4 separate regions of the Homo sapiens genome follow, and regions 2, 3 and 4 are each linked to region 1. A link is a contact called in ENCODE Hi-C or POLR2A ChIA-PET data. All regions are on one chromosome and are shown on one strand. The core of a region is the stretch at or near the end of the contact, and the rest is flanking DNA. Distances in the headings are between cores, read along the strand shown. Region 1 has its middle 82 kb from the start of TANK-AS1. Region 2 has its middle 24 kb from the start of RBMS1. Region 3 overlaps RBMS1 (RNA binding motif single stranded interacting protein 1). Region 4 holds the start of DPP4 (dipeptidyl peptidase 4).

Evidence for each region. Hi-C counts contacts between places; a loop is a spot of excess contacts on that map. ChIA-PET counts read pairs that join two places held with the same protein, here RNA polymerase II (POLR2A). Pooled maps may share reads with other maps.
Region 2: a loop to region 1 is called in a pooled map, with 5 times the contacts of the local background. The contact joins two enhancer-like sites. A Hi-C loop is called at or near these places in 4 of 50 pooled maps. POLR2A ChIA-PET finds 5 or more read pairs at or near these places in 2 of 52 experiments (activated T-cell and naive thymus-derived CD4-positive, alpha-beta T cell).
Region 3: a loop to region 1 is called in a pooled map, with 3 times the contacts of the local background. The contact joins two enhancer-like sites. A Hi-C loop is called at or near these places in 7 of 50 pooled maps. POLR2A ChIA-PET finds 5 or more read pairs at or near these places in 2 of 52 experiments (BJ and OCI-LY7).
Region 4: a map of naive thymus-derived CD4-positive, alpha-beta T cell shows a loop between it and region 1 (5-fold over the local background). The contact joins the promoter of DPP4 here to the enhancer-like site in region 1. A Hi-C loop is called at or near these places in 1 of 168 maps with a recorded cell type or tissue (naive thymus-derived CD4-positive, alpha-beta T cell), 5 of 37 single-sample maps with no recorded cell type and 10 of 50 pooled maps.

What each region holds. Positions count from the first base shown.
Region 1 is chr2:161,076,368-161,079,728 of GRCh38, forward strand. No RefSeq gene overlaps it. Among named protein-coding and RNA genes, the nearest start is that of TANK-AS1, 82 kb to the right of the region's middle. Within about 2 kb of position 1,289, at least 11 of the 41 ENCODE cell types and tissues checked have a DNase peak (open chromatin) inside an H3K27ac peak, as active enhancers do.
Region 2 is chr2:160,515,874-160,519,463 of GRCh38, forward strand. No RefSeq gene overlaps it. Among named protein-coding and RNA genes, the nearest start is that of RBMS1, 24 kb to the left of the region's middle. Within about 2 kb of position 1,303, at least 2 of the 41 ENCODE cell types and tissues checked have a DNase peak (open chromatin) inside an H3K27ac peak, as active enhancers do.
Region 3 is chr2:160,386,691-160,389,855 of GRCh38, forward strand. The region is part of intron 1 of RBMS1 (RNA binding motif single stranded interacting protein 1); the gene reads right to left. Among named protein-coding and RNA genes, the nearest start is that of MIR4785, 20 kb to the right of the region's middle. Within about 2 kb of position 1,346, at least 24 of the 41 ENCODE cell types and tissues checked have a DNase peak (open chromatin) inside an H3K27ac peak, as active enhancers do.
Region 4 is chr2:162,072,814-162,076,228 of GRCh38, forward strand. DPP4 (dipeptidyl peptidase 4) reads right to left here and starts at 1,402. Exons shown (of 26, transcript NM_001935.4): 1 at 1,163-1,402; 2 at 586-673. The coding sequence starts at 1,168. It overlaps DPP4-DT (DPP4 divergent transcript), which reads left to right and starts at 2,044. Exons shown (of 3, transcript NR_147697.1): 1 at 2,044-2,122; 2 at 2,665-2,798. RefSeq lists enhancers at 921-1,120, 1,555-2,252, a silencer at 1,271-1,530 and a promoter at 1,807-3,415.

The sequences.
Region 1 (3,361 bases), core at 39-2,538:
CACAGAGCTGGGAAGCAGTGGAGCTGGTAGGACAGAAATTAGTCAATGATTCTTTTATTCCGTGACTTCTTCCTTCTTCAGGTCTTACTTTTGATTTGCTTTTTGATTAAAGATTTTCTCAAAACAGTGCTAACACATTTAACAATGTGTTAAAACTGCTTGGGTTCTAATCCTGACTCTACCACTTGCCAACTGGGTATCCTTAGAAGTCACACTCTGTAAAGCAGAAACGGTCATAGTACCAATCTCATAGTGTTAATGTGAGAAATAAATCATGTAATAATGTACAGCATTTTTAATATTAGGTGCCATGTAAATGTTTGCTTTTGTTATTGTTCTGTTATTATGTATGGTTTATTTTCTAAGCTGCCCAATATGGAAAAAATCGTGACTTTCTTAGAGCTCTGTTGTGTGGTAGTTGAGTTAAAATATGAAAGACACTTAAAACAATGCCAGGCCAGGCGTGGTCGTTCCTGCCTGTAATCCCAGCACTTTAGGAGGCTGAGGCGATCACCTGAAGTCAGGAGTTTGAGTCCAGCCTGGGCAACATGGCAAAATCCCATCTCTACTAAAAATACAAAAATTAGCTGGGCATGGTGGCAGCCGTCTGTAATCCCAGGTACTCGGGAGGCTGAGGCAGGAGAGTCGCTTTAACTCGGGAGGCAGAGGTTGCAGTGAGCCAAGATCGCGCCACTACACTCCAGCCTGGGTGACAGAGCTCCATCTCAAAACAAACAAACAAACTTTGTATGTCCGTGTGTCAGTGGGGCTCATTCCAACATTTTGCCCCAGCACACTGAGGCGTGAGGCACGCTTCCAGAAGTAGCAGGGGCTACTGGGATATTTTGAGAGTATTTAAATAGTGAGCAGAAGGAACAGATAAGGGGAGAAAGTAGAGAATTAAACATGAGAGAGAACAAAAGAACAATGAAAAGTGTGAGGCCTTGGAAGAACTGTGAGAAATGGAATTCAAAGGGTTATTAAGGAATTAACCTCAGGAAGGAAAAGGAGCACATATTCGTGTGTAATACAGGGTAACAAAGAATGACTAGTGAGAATGAAGATGTTTACAGATTAGTTGGCAGAACTGGGGGAAATTTCTCTCTGGTGACCTCAATTTTCCCTATAAAATAGGAAGTGAAGTCATCTGTTGGACATAGTGAGAGCCAAATTTTGAAGAGAGAATAGAGGAAGTTTGAAATAGTAGCTGCAGAGAAGGGAAGAGATAATGGGACAGGCTTGAAGACCTAAATGACTTTACAATGGTTCAGAACACATGATGTGGCTGTGCGGTTTCCTTTAACACTGCTCAGAAATACTGTATGAGTTCAGGGAAAACAGCTGGGTTGGGGTTTTGCGAGGCTGTCACTATGGAAGGAAATACAGGTTTAAAGATACTGACAAAACAAAGGATGAAGTGATAAACCACAATGTCTAGATTCAGTTGACAAGGAAGATGACGGGGGAGTTGGGAGCAAGAAGTGGGGTTTATTTGGGGACACAGGTGACATTGAAGGATTGGGTGGCAGTAGCCAAATGTGAAGGTCACAAGGCAGTATAACTATGGTCAGAGATTTCCCAACAGTACAGATTTGAATGTAATATTTCAGAAGGTTCTGGATCATGACAGCATCAGGGTGCTGCCCTGGGAGGAGGGGCTGAAGAGAAACACAGTAAAAGTCCCTAGAGATGAGAAAATAAAGAAACTGAGAGGCCAAGCAATTGGATGGTATATTAGTTTGCTAGGGCTTCCCAAGTGCCACAGACTGGGTGGCTTAAACCACAGAAATTCATTTCCTCACAGTTGTGGAGGCTGGCACTCTGAGATCAAGGCGTGAGCAAGGTCTTTCTTCAGAGGCTTGTCTTGGCTTGTCGGTAGCCGTATTCTCCCTGTGCCTTTAAGTGTTCTTTCTTCTCTGTCTGTGAACTAATCTTCCCTTACAAGGACATGGGTCATATTGGATTGAGACCAATCTCCAAAGACTTCATTTAACCTTCATTAACTCTTTAAAGACCCCATTTCCAAATATAGTCATATCCTGGGGCAATAGAACTTAGGACTTCAACATATGAATGGGGATGGAGCTGAAAACACAATTTAGCCCACAACAGAATGGTCATTCAGGAAGAGACAGAGGGCACCCAGAATGGTGGTAAAATGGGTAGAGATGATGAGGGGAAATGAGGTACCCAACTCTTCAGTGTTTAAGGTGGCTAATTAGCTTGTTGCTGTTTCATAGAGTTTGTGTATTCCTCCATATTATTTAGGATTCCAAGCCATTTTTTTGTGCAGTATTTTTTTCATAGACCCATAACCCATGTCAGTTTTTTTGTTGTAGTGTCAATTTTTGTCTTTTACCAAAGACAGGGATTGTGGCTTGTACAACCCTATCCATTCAGCTAAGTGTGAGCCCCTCATTGACTGTGTAGCTGGAAATCTGGCTAAAATGACAAGTACCTGGACAAACATTCGTCATATATGACAGCATAAGACTAACAGAGAATCCACTCTCACTCCACCCCACTCTCACTCCATGGCTAGATTCTCTGACACACTGAACATAGAGCATAAAACAAAGCCTCAACCTACAATGCACACACATACTCCTAGAACTCTTAGAACTTTCCCATTTTCTACCCTTGTCATAATAAAAATGCCTACCATTTATTGAACAAAGCATTGTACAAGGTACTATGCTTTGTGCTGTACATTCACTATCTCATTTAATACTAACAGCAACCCTAGATGAGGAAATTGAGTAGAGAGAGGTTAAATAACCCACTTAGAGTCACCTAGCTAGTAAGTGGCAAGTCTGTCTGACTCTTCAAGTACTACATTCAACTACAGTGCTTTATTTGTGGGGACCAAATCTCCCCAGATGCAATGGCATGCCACCAATCCCATTCCCTTCCAGGGTGTTTATGAATTGATGTGGAAAGTGGGAGTGAAGAACAGTATACCTCAAAAAGTACTTCTTTTGTCATCCATTTTTTTTCTTGATTGTTCTAAACCCTGGACCAATCAGCAGGGCTCATGGAGAAATACTTGGCTTTTTACCTTCTTTCAGCTTAGCTGTCCTGTTATATTTCAGGAGGCAATTATTAGCTAACTTAAAAATTGTTTTTCCTCAATCTGCTTTTATTTCCTTGTGGAAATGGATACAAATTTTTATAGGTTTTAGCAATAGATTATCTGTCAGTTTTAGTTTTAGCATGAGGTAATGTGAGGTTTGCCTTTTACCAGTATTTCATAAACATTTAGTGGGCGAGTGGGAGAAATTGAATCAGTGGCTGCCAATTGCATGCCATTTTATTATAGGATTTTCTCCCTTTGTGTTTTTTATACCTCTTTCTCTCATGA
Region 2 (3,590 bases), core at 53-2,552, 560 kb before region 1:
TAAGGAAGAAAGTGTTCATGAGCATGTTCTATTTCTGTAAGTAGAAAAAAGAAAGGATCAGGTAGGCACGGTGGCTCATGCCTGTAATCCCAGCACTTTGGGAGGCCGAGACAGGTGGATCACCTGAGGCTGGGAGTTCCAGGCCAGCCTGACCAACATGGAGAAAACCCATCTCTACTAAAACTACAAAATTAGCTGGGTGTGGTGGCAGCACATGGCTGTAATCCCACCTACTCAGGAGGCTGAGGCAGGAGAATCGCTTGAACCTGGGAGGCAGAGGTTGTGGTTAGCCAAGATCGTGCCATCGCACCCCAGCCTGGGCAACAAGAGTGAAAATCTGTCTTAAAAAAACAACAAAAAAAAAAAAAAGAAAGAAAGGATCATTTTTTTAAGTGGCAAATTTTAAATGGCAGCTCAAATGAACCAGAAAGTAAGATGGAAAGGAAAGCTGAAAAGGTAGTGGCTCACATACTTCAAGTTTGTTGATAACCCAATGTGGATGAAGTTGAACTGATGCATGGCGAGATATCCGATGGGAGGCTCTCTGATTATGGGGAATTTTAGAGTGGAGAGTTTCGAGGGAGAGAACTTTGGAGGTTGAGGCACATTAACTCATAAGTATTAGAGTTAGAGATGGAAGAAATAGCAAACTGGTTGATTAAAGGACTATCGGGTCAGTGTCAGGGAGTGTAATGCTGGGGGGTGGAAAGTGAAGATGCTCACACACACTGCGGAAGACAGTAGTCCCCATGGGACTAAGAGGCAGGTTTTAGAGATCAGTAGATTGTTGCAGAGATTTCTCAAGTATATTGTCTTGCCAACTAATCCTGAAAACAGGTGGTAGGTCTGGGTCCAGCTGAAGATTTGCTTGACCTTGTCTTACACCTAATGCTAAGCGAGTTTTTGTATTACCTTCTGTGATTGATGTCATCTCAGTATTCACAGCACACCCACACTGTGCTCCAGAAAACATGAAACTAACAAAGCCCAGCTCTCAGCATCTTCCTCCTCACTCTCAGACATAACAAGCCTGCTGGGACAATTCCAATGAGCTGCCTTTGCCTGGGACAGAAACGTAGGGCTGGAGAGGGTGGAAAACAAAATGATCTTCCTACCTGCTTCCTGTGGGGCCATTTTAAGCGGGTGGGAGAGTGGGAGGGAGAGCTTATCTATATTTCAGTGCTGGTTAAAAAACATACCTTGGCTTTTGATTCAAGGTACTAATTTATGTAGTTTACATATTTGCACTCTGAGCCCCACGGTTCTTAACCACAAGTACACAGGCGTGTAAAAGGCCATTTAAGATGAGTCACTGAAATCTCGAGGGGCGTTTGTTCTCCCTCCTGCCTCTTCCACTTCTAGCGTGTTAGGTGAAGTTGTATTTGGAGGAGGCCCACAGGAAGAGCTAAGCAACAGCTTCAGAATTCAGCTGGAGCTTATGGTACATCATGTACCTCAATGGAAAAAAAAATTAAACTTGCCAGTGTCTACGTTAAAAGTTTTTGACATTTATTTAAACAAGGTCAGTTTCTTCTTTCTCTATGAAAATAGGCAAAATATTGCCACCTAAATGTCTTCATTTCAAGTAATTTGCAACACATACACAAATCACTGAGGGGCTAAGGTGACATTATTGATAATTCAAGTTTCAAAAAGGGATTCTGAGAAATTGCTTTACTGCTATGTGTTCCAGACTGACTGCCTCCATTAAGTACGTTCATTAGATAATCGCCTGACTTTTCCACTTTCCTTTTCTGGTGAAGCCACATGTAACATGTCCAAAATGTCTAGGGGAAATCATGGAAATCATGGAACTTGTGCACATGCATACAGCATTGCTTTTCAAAAAGGACAGAATATGTTCAAGAACTATTTATATTCTGGGCAAGCTTTGAATTTGTATATATTATGTGCACAGAAGATAATTTGTTATCATGTTGTACACCAAATTAAATGACCCTTTGATACTGAGGTCATGCCCATTCATATTAGTAGGAGTTAAAGACACCAAGAGGACCAAAAACTGATGCCAAGAATGCATGGAATGGTTTCCATGGAGCATAATGGCACAATTGTCTTATGGAACAAAATTGAAAAGAACTGGAGAACAGGAAAAGGGCGTGGTGTCTGCAAAAATGAAAAACTTTATTCATGGATTCAAATTTATGCTTAAAATGAATTGAATGTGATACACCATTCTTAGTTTTCAGACAAACGTTAGAAACTAGCTAAATAGTGATGGAACTTTTAGAGTAGTCTGGCAAATTTTTCTGGAAATTACTTTCCCTCAACCTCAAGTATTATCACCAGTTCTTTTTCACTCTTCCTGAGAGGATGAAAGAACATCTTCTAATTTTGGTAGAGACAGTGTCTTACTCTGTCACCAAGGCTAGAGTACAGTGGCATGCAATCATAGCTCACTGTAACCTTGAACTCATAGGCTCAAACAATTCTACTTCAGCCTCCTGCATAGCTAGGACTGTAGGAGCACACCACTATGTCTCTCTAATTTTTTATTTTTAGAGACGGGGTCTCGCTACATTGCCCAGGCTAGTCTTGAACTCCTGGCCTCAAGTAATCCTCCTGCCTTGCCCTCCCAAAACGCTGGGATTACAGGTATGAGTCACCACACGCAACGTACTTTTATTTTTTAACTAATGCTTTTGAACAGGTTCCTTTCAAACTCCTTCTCAGGACTTCATGCCACCGATCTTCACATTGCCTTATAAACCTGCCATTTCTCCCTACACATCTTGACGGGCTTGTTAGTAGAGTCCATTACCATGAAGAAACCAATCTGACCAAAAGATTGTTAAATTTTTGCCCAAGAGATATCCAAACAATTTGTTTTATCTTCCTATTTAACTGTTGGTTACATTTTGTTGTATTCTATAACCATAATTAAACCTTCCTATGATTGTCTACAGCTTTGTGAATGCTGAAAACCAATACATTGCTTTAACATTCTTGTATGTAAATATTGGTCACTCAGAGGCTTCCTGATAGTACAATTTGGTGCCATTCTTAGGACCATTACTTGTGTTAAATTCAAATTAAGGTACCTTTCTTATGCCACCAATTGCTTAAAATCATTCCACAGTTTAGTTTGTTTCATAATTTCTAGTCTAGATTGTTTGTTATGGTGCTTTCCCCACTATGTATCTAACTAGTTCCTTTCATACTCTTCTTATAACTTGGAATCTATTTTATTGTTCCCTAAAGCTCCTGACTTTGTTTGAATTTGACAACTTTGGTCATTCGTGGACTAATACTTTCATAGTTACCCCTCTCCCAACTTTTCCCACAGATCTCCTCCTCGGAATCCTTGTACCTTACTAGTGTTATAATTTGGACTGATTACTTTCTAGGTTTTATGTCATTCTATGGCTCCCTTTTACTGTGCTCCTGGATTGGATGGATGTACTGTTTCTTGGATCCTACATTTTTTTCTTTGATTACTTTGCTCCTTTGTTTTGCTGTAGTACATTTTTAAGAAACTACTTCTGAAGAGATACATGGGATGAAATGTTCTGAGATTTTACAAGTTTAAAAATGTCATTTCTTCTGCTCTCACCTCTGAAAGCTTGACT
Region 3 (3,165 bases), core at 96-2,595, 690 kb before region 1:
CCACCCAGAAGAGAGCCCTCACCAGAACCCGATCATGTTGGCACCCTGATCTCAGACTTCCAGCCTCCAGAACTGTGACAAATAGATTTCTGTTGTTGATAAGCCACCTAGTCTACTTTGTTAGAGCGGCCTGAACTAAGACATCAACCATTCAGGTCTTTTTATACACCTAGTCATACTAGAATTCCCTCAGTATTTTTCACAGAAATGCAGGATTTTATGATTATTTATTCCTATTACAAACGTGGGCTTACCTTCCAGTGTGCCGCTTTCTGGAAGCTACTGTTATTTTGTGTACATCACCACTCCTCCTAGCTAGGTGTCAGCTGAAGAACTGGGAAGCATGTTTTCTACATGGTGTACAAGTTGCTGCTTTCAACCAATTTGATCACAGGACACTGTCTGTTTATCAAATTCTAAGACTGTCCCCACCCCTTGATATTCCTGGCTGCTTTCCCCTCTAGCTGTTCAATAGCCCTATATATGGTTGTCAGTATAGAAGTTAAAAATTTCAAAATGTTATTAGCTGCAGCAGCTGGGGATGCGGTGATGCTAGTAAATGGGAAAAGACTGAGGCAAGTGAGATTACATTACAGTATCTAGTCTTTTTATTTTAATGATTTTTTTTTTTTGCAGTCTTCCCTTAGGAGGGATGAATAAGAATTGGGTAAATCTCCACATTTTAGCAAGAGCTTTTAATCACTAAATGTTTTTTCCTAAAGGTAGCATTAACTGGCAGGTTTTAGGGATGGTGCCTGAACAAGCAGAGGCAGGGAGAGGAGCCACGTCGTGGTCTGGGTGCCTCTCTGATTAGACAGCTGACCAGTTTCAGGGGAGGAAGGGGTTTCTGCAATGGCACAAGCCCTGGAACATTTTCTGTCTGTGCTGCAAATGACAGTCTTTCCTACTCTGTGTACAGCAGAGAGGGTGAGGAAAAGGGTCAACAAAAAGAAAGAAAATGGAAACTCATTCTCATTGCTCACAGTATTTGGGCTCAATATATGCTCAGGAATCTCTCCTTTTTGTGACAGCCTCCCCCACAAAACACACAGATCCTCCCACCCCATAATGTGCAAATGCATACACTGCCACCCCATCAGGCAGTTACTTTAAAAATTATATGGCAGACATTAGACAGGAAAAAAAAAAAGAAAAGAAAAAGCTTTTCCTTATCCTAGATTTCAGAGAGCTTCATCTGAACCCAGAGGTTTATGCCTGGCCCTGGCATCTTAGCTGGCTCAGCATGTCCACAGGCTGACCTCTGAAACTATTTCCAGTGTCCTAGAGGAACTCAGAATGGCTCTCATGCATCAGTCCAGCTGCTCCGGTACTACAGCCAAACAGGGTTCCAACTAACATGTGCTGTTAGCTTTTCTGACGTCAATCCTAAGCAAAGTATCCCAATTTTTCTTTGGACTCAATTTTAACTCAGTTACTCATAAGACTGTCATTCTCTTATTTGGCACCCATTTACATTTCCTGCCTGCATCACCCCAGACTTAAAAGATCACTGCTTTAGAAGACAGTTCATTTCTCATCACTGAAAGGTTCAAACACACAGAGCAACCGCTCTTTGAGGAATAATTCACCCAGTGGTCCTTAGCCTTCAGTGAGATTCCAGGTAACCCAGATAGCCTAAAATGCCCCCCACATTGTTTTTGCCGGCGACAGAGGGACCCAATGGTTTACATTTTTAATGAGCACCCCAAGAGTTTCTGATGCAGGTGGTACGGTGAGGGGTAAAACCAAGACAGCAAGTCTTTGAAATTCAGAGACCCAGTGCCCCTGCTAAGCTGGAAGGGCTACTCCACGGGATTCCACAGCTAATCGGAATCTTCTGGGCACTCTAGCTCTGGGTCCGTGTCACTCCCAAAGCAGCCCCATCTTGTCCCTTGCTCCACACAGAGTCCACCTTTCAACTCTTCCAAATGACACTTGACTTGTCACTCCCCAGCAGGAAAAGGCGTCTCCTGGTTCTAAAACTGCCTGCTCTCTGCCCGCACCCTTCAGATCCTCTTTTGTGTCAGCTGAGCCAAGCAATTTCCGGTTCCCTGAACTGACACTTCTAACCAACCCTCCCTGCGATGCGAGAGGTTTTCATGGCTCCTCTAATTGACATGTAGGGAGTTCCTAGGTTAACAGGTCTACAAACTTTATTGGGATAAACAAATTGCTGGGATGAATCCCCCTGGGGGGAGGCCTTCCACAGCATACACCCACACAGTGACAGGCCAGATCTTTCTGTTCCTATTCAGGCATAGAGTAATTTCCACATGTGCTCATCTCACAAACTGTCTCCATCCTTACTTTAGTTGACGTGATTGTTTGTGGCAAAAATTTCAGAAAACAGCTGTCCTGGTCAACCCAACGACCTCATTTTAATCAGAAAGGGTGGAGCACCTCTAGGCGCATCCCTGACACAGAGCACTGTCACACACTGACAATTCTTGCTGAGATAATGACCGATAAGTATACCTAACTTCACACCCTGGATGTGTTCTGGAAAAATTTGATATGAGCAAATCCATGTTTTAAATGTGATGAGGAAACACAATTTTTAAAGAAAGCCTGAGAAAAATACCAGAAAATGCTGTGCCCTGCAAAATATGCATGAAATACATAAATGCTATTGTTACAAAGAGAGGTTCCAGTGCTCAAAGATATTAAACAATCTAGCTGGTAATGATAAACATACCTAAACAAAAGCTTAAAAAACAACTCAGCAGGATGGGCGTGGTGGCTCATGCCTGTAATGCCAGCACTTCGGGAGGCCAAGGCAGGTGGATCACCTGAGGTCAGGAGTTCAAAACCAGCCTAGCCAACATGGCAAAACCCCATCTCTACTAAAAATACAAAAATTAGCCAGGCGGGGTGGCGCACACCTGTAGTCCCAGCTACTCAGGAGGCTGAGGCAGGAGAATCGCTTGAACCCAGGAGGTGGAGGTTGCAGTGAGCCAAGTTTGCACCACTGCATTCCAGCCTAGGCAACAGAGCAAGACTCTTGTCTCAAAAAAAAAAAAAAAAAAAAAAAAAAAAAAGGCAAAAAACCCTCAGTAATTAACCAACAATCACATAATGAGGAATCCTTTTATAATGAAAATTACTAGTTTTTTTTTTTTTTCAATCAATCCATCTAAGATGTGTCCCCTGTATTCTGGTGGGGAG
Region 4 (3,415 bases), core at 152-2,651, 1.0 Mb after region 1:
TACCAGCTTTATTATTTAGCTCTGCAATACTGCTAAATTGGTCAATTACTTCCCTGCCTCCCCACCCTCCAACTGAATTCTCACCACCCTTGAGGGAAAACAGTCTGGGTTCCCTGTGGAACATCATTTCTCAAAACTGTATTTTGGGGCTTGCTTTCTCATTTTTCCTTTCCATTTCAGATATCCTTACTGCTGTCTTTGGGCTCTTTAAACACTGCCTTTTTTCCTTTTTCGATCACACCCAAAAACTTTTCTCAAAAATTACATGTAAATTTAAAAATTTACAAATTAAATTTAAAATTGAAATTTTAAAAATCCCGACTCTCCCTAATTTCAGGAAGCATGCATTTATTATACATAACAAGACGTGAAAGCCGCAAGAGTTTCAGCCTAAACACTGAAGACCCCGCGAAGTGAATCCAGCTGCTGCTCTACAAGCAGCAACAACAACTGGGAAGCCTTCTCAGCTACACTTCGGGGCACTGGTCCAACCCCACGCAAAATCCCTCGTTTCCCTTAGCGTGGTAAGACGGAGCCTGACCTGAGCTCCAACTGTCCTATCTTTTTCAAATGTTTCAAACTTACTGCCTTTGTTCAGCAGAACCACGGGCACGGTGATGATGGTGACAAGCGCAGCAGCACCCAGCAGTCCCAGAAGAACCTTCCACGGTGTCTGCAAGCCGAGCAGATCAAGTCCAATTAGAGGGAAGCGTGTGGCCCCAGTTTCCGTAGGAGGGTCGGGGCTGCTCCAGAGGCAGCAGGATTTGCAGGTGGGAGTGCGTTAGAAGAGGGAGACCGCGGGCTGGGGGTGGGGGTGGCGTCTGGAGTGCGCCAGTTGGAGTTCTCTAAGGCGGGTGCCCTTGAACTTGTGCCTTCAGAGCACATTAGCGTTGGTTTCTCTACCCCTGCCCGGGTTCGGGCGTGCGTTCTGTGAGTGGCTCTCCGGGACATTCAAAGCTCGACGCCAGGGTCCTAGCAGAAGCCAGGGTCCGAAAGCTAAGCGAGAGCTCTGGGACGTCCCTTCACCTGTCAGAGGGTGGCCTTGGGGCTTCCGCCTAAGGGGAGTCCCTGGTCCGGTTTCGCCAGCTTTTGGGCCATTTGGGGAGTTTGGCGAAGAGGTCCCCACAGCTCGCCCCGGGGACGTACGTGGCGCGGCACTCACCTTCATCGTCGGCGTCTCCTCGGAAGTGAGCGTTCAGAGAAGGAGCGCAGGCAGAAGTCACCGCGGGCGGCGGAGACGCGCGTCCTGCACCGCTGCTCCGGGCGGTGGAGTCACTCGCCGCTGGCAAGTTTCGGCCCCGAGTTAAACATTAGTGAGCGCCGAGCCCGCTGGGTATAAAGGCGCCGCGGGCAGGCTGCAGGGCAGGCGGCGCGGGAGCAGGCGCGCGTGGCGCGGGGCACTGGCATCCCGGCCGGGGGGAGCCCGCGAGGGCCCCCTGAGGGCGGTGTAGGGCGCTGGGCGGCAGCCGGGGCGCAGAGTGCGGGGCCCGGAGGAGCCGTGGGGGAGGGGAAAGGGCGCGCGGCCTCGGATGCGCAGACCCTGGGCCGGCGACTCGGGGACCCTGCTCCCTCTTAGCTAAAAATGACGTCGGCGTTCAGCTCCTCCAACCTCACGTGGACAGGCGAGGGAACCGAGACCCAGAGAGGGCAGGGGACTTTGGCAAACTCACACAGCCCACCGCAGGCAACTGGAACTGAAACCCAGGACTCCGTCTCTTGCCAGTGAAAGTTATGTTAGGAAGCAGTGAGGGGTCTAAAGCAGTATGAAAGGCAAAGAGAAAAGGTGATTGTTCCCTCTTGAATGGCCCTTGGAAGCTGAGTATCTGGATTCACCCTCCCTAGGGAATTTCCCGATTGTCTTGCAGGCTTACACACTCATCAAGATGACAAAAATAATGACAGTAACACTTATGTGGAACTTGACTTTTTCCCAGGTGCTGCTCTAAGCATTTACTGTGTTTGTTTTACAGGAAGGAAGACTGTACACAGAGAATAAATAACTTGGCCAAGCCATTCAGCTAGGAAGTTGTAGATCCTAAATTAAGAGTTCAAGGTCTTAATGGCTACTCTATGCGGCCTCTCATAGTCTTTTCAAGGGTTTTGGAGAAGAATAAAAGATCAGGTATGGCTTCTCCCTCCCCCAGCTCTCTATTGTTCCCTAAAGGATTATTCATTCGTTCATTCATTCCTACATCCTCCCATTTATTCCAGTCATCCACAGATGTTTGAGTGGTTACAATGTGCCAGCCTCCCTTCTAGGTACTGGAGATAAAGTGGGACAAGAGAGGTGAGGTCTGGACCCTTGGCACTTTCACGATAAAATACACAGGTAAACATTTGCCTTTAGGGCCCCCTGTGATTACTTCCACTCTTGCAGATAAGAGGATAAGGCCTCTTCAGCTTGTTCACAGCAGCTGAAAAGCAAAGCCTCTCTGTCAGTAGAGGTAAAAGATTAAGAATGCAGAGTCCGATGGGGCATTACCACATGATTATGAATTAATGCAATTTTCCATCTTTTATTTCCAATCCAGGCATTGCTTTTGAACTCAGTCATCTTTTCCCCCTTGCCCACTAGTTGCTTGTGATACATCAGTATCCTCACTCACCCCCAACTCCAGAGGCTGAAACTAACTCTCCTCCTCCCTCTTCCAACTGCTGAGGAAGATGAGTCAATGGTGTTACTGGACCCTGTGAACTGATGCTGTGAAGAGAGGCCATTTAACACGGACTACGGGGAATGGTGCCACAGGGGGCTCAGTGCTGCCCTTCACTCTCAGCATTTTGCTCACTCAGCATTGGTAAGCCACATCAGCCTCGGTGAAGGAAGTCTGGAGAGTTAAGCCTGTGCTTCATCTCCATGCCAGCACCATGGCACTCATTGTACATTCAGCAAGCCCCAAGGAAGCTGGCAGGAGGCTGGCTGACATCTACGGGACAGGTCAATTTGTTCTCTGGAGGGCACTCCATGAGACGCAAATATCTTCACACCCTGTGCCCATTTCAAGAGACTCTCTCACATGCCTCCCCCACCTTGACCTCTGTGTCACCAGTCTTTCAATCTTGTTTTTTCCAAATCCTTAAGGTAGCAGCTGGCCAACACATTAGCCACCACTGATGAGTCAGTGTAGATCTTACATTGGGCCATCTCTTTTTTCTTGCAAAATAGAAAAGCAGATGTTCTGCTCAAAGTTCTGTTTGTCAGTAAGATTTCCCTTTCTGCTGTGTTTCAGGACATCCCTGGGAGGGACTCTGATGCAGCAGCCATCTACTTATTGCTAGTGCCAGCTTACTTTGCATAACATTGACTCCTTTCCCTCATCTGTTGCCTAGTTGTAGGAAACTCCTTGTGAAGCTATAGGTGTGCACTGAGGGAGAGACATTGAGTCAATGGGAGCAGGCATCATAGAGTCTAAGT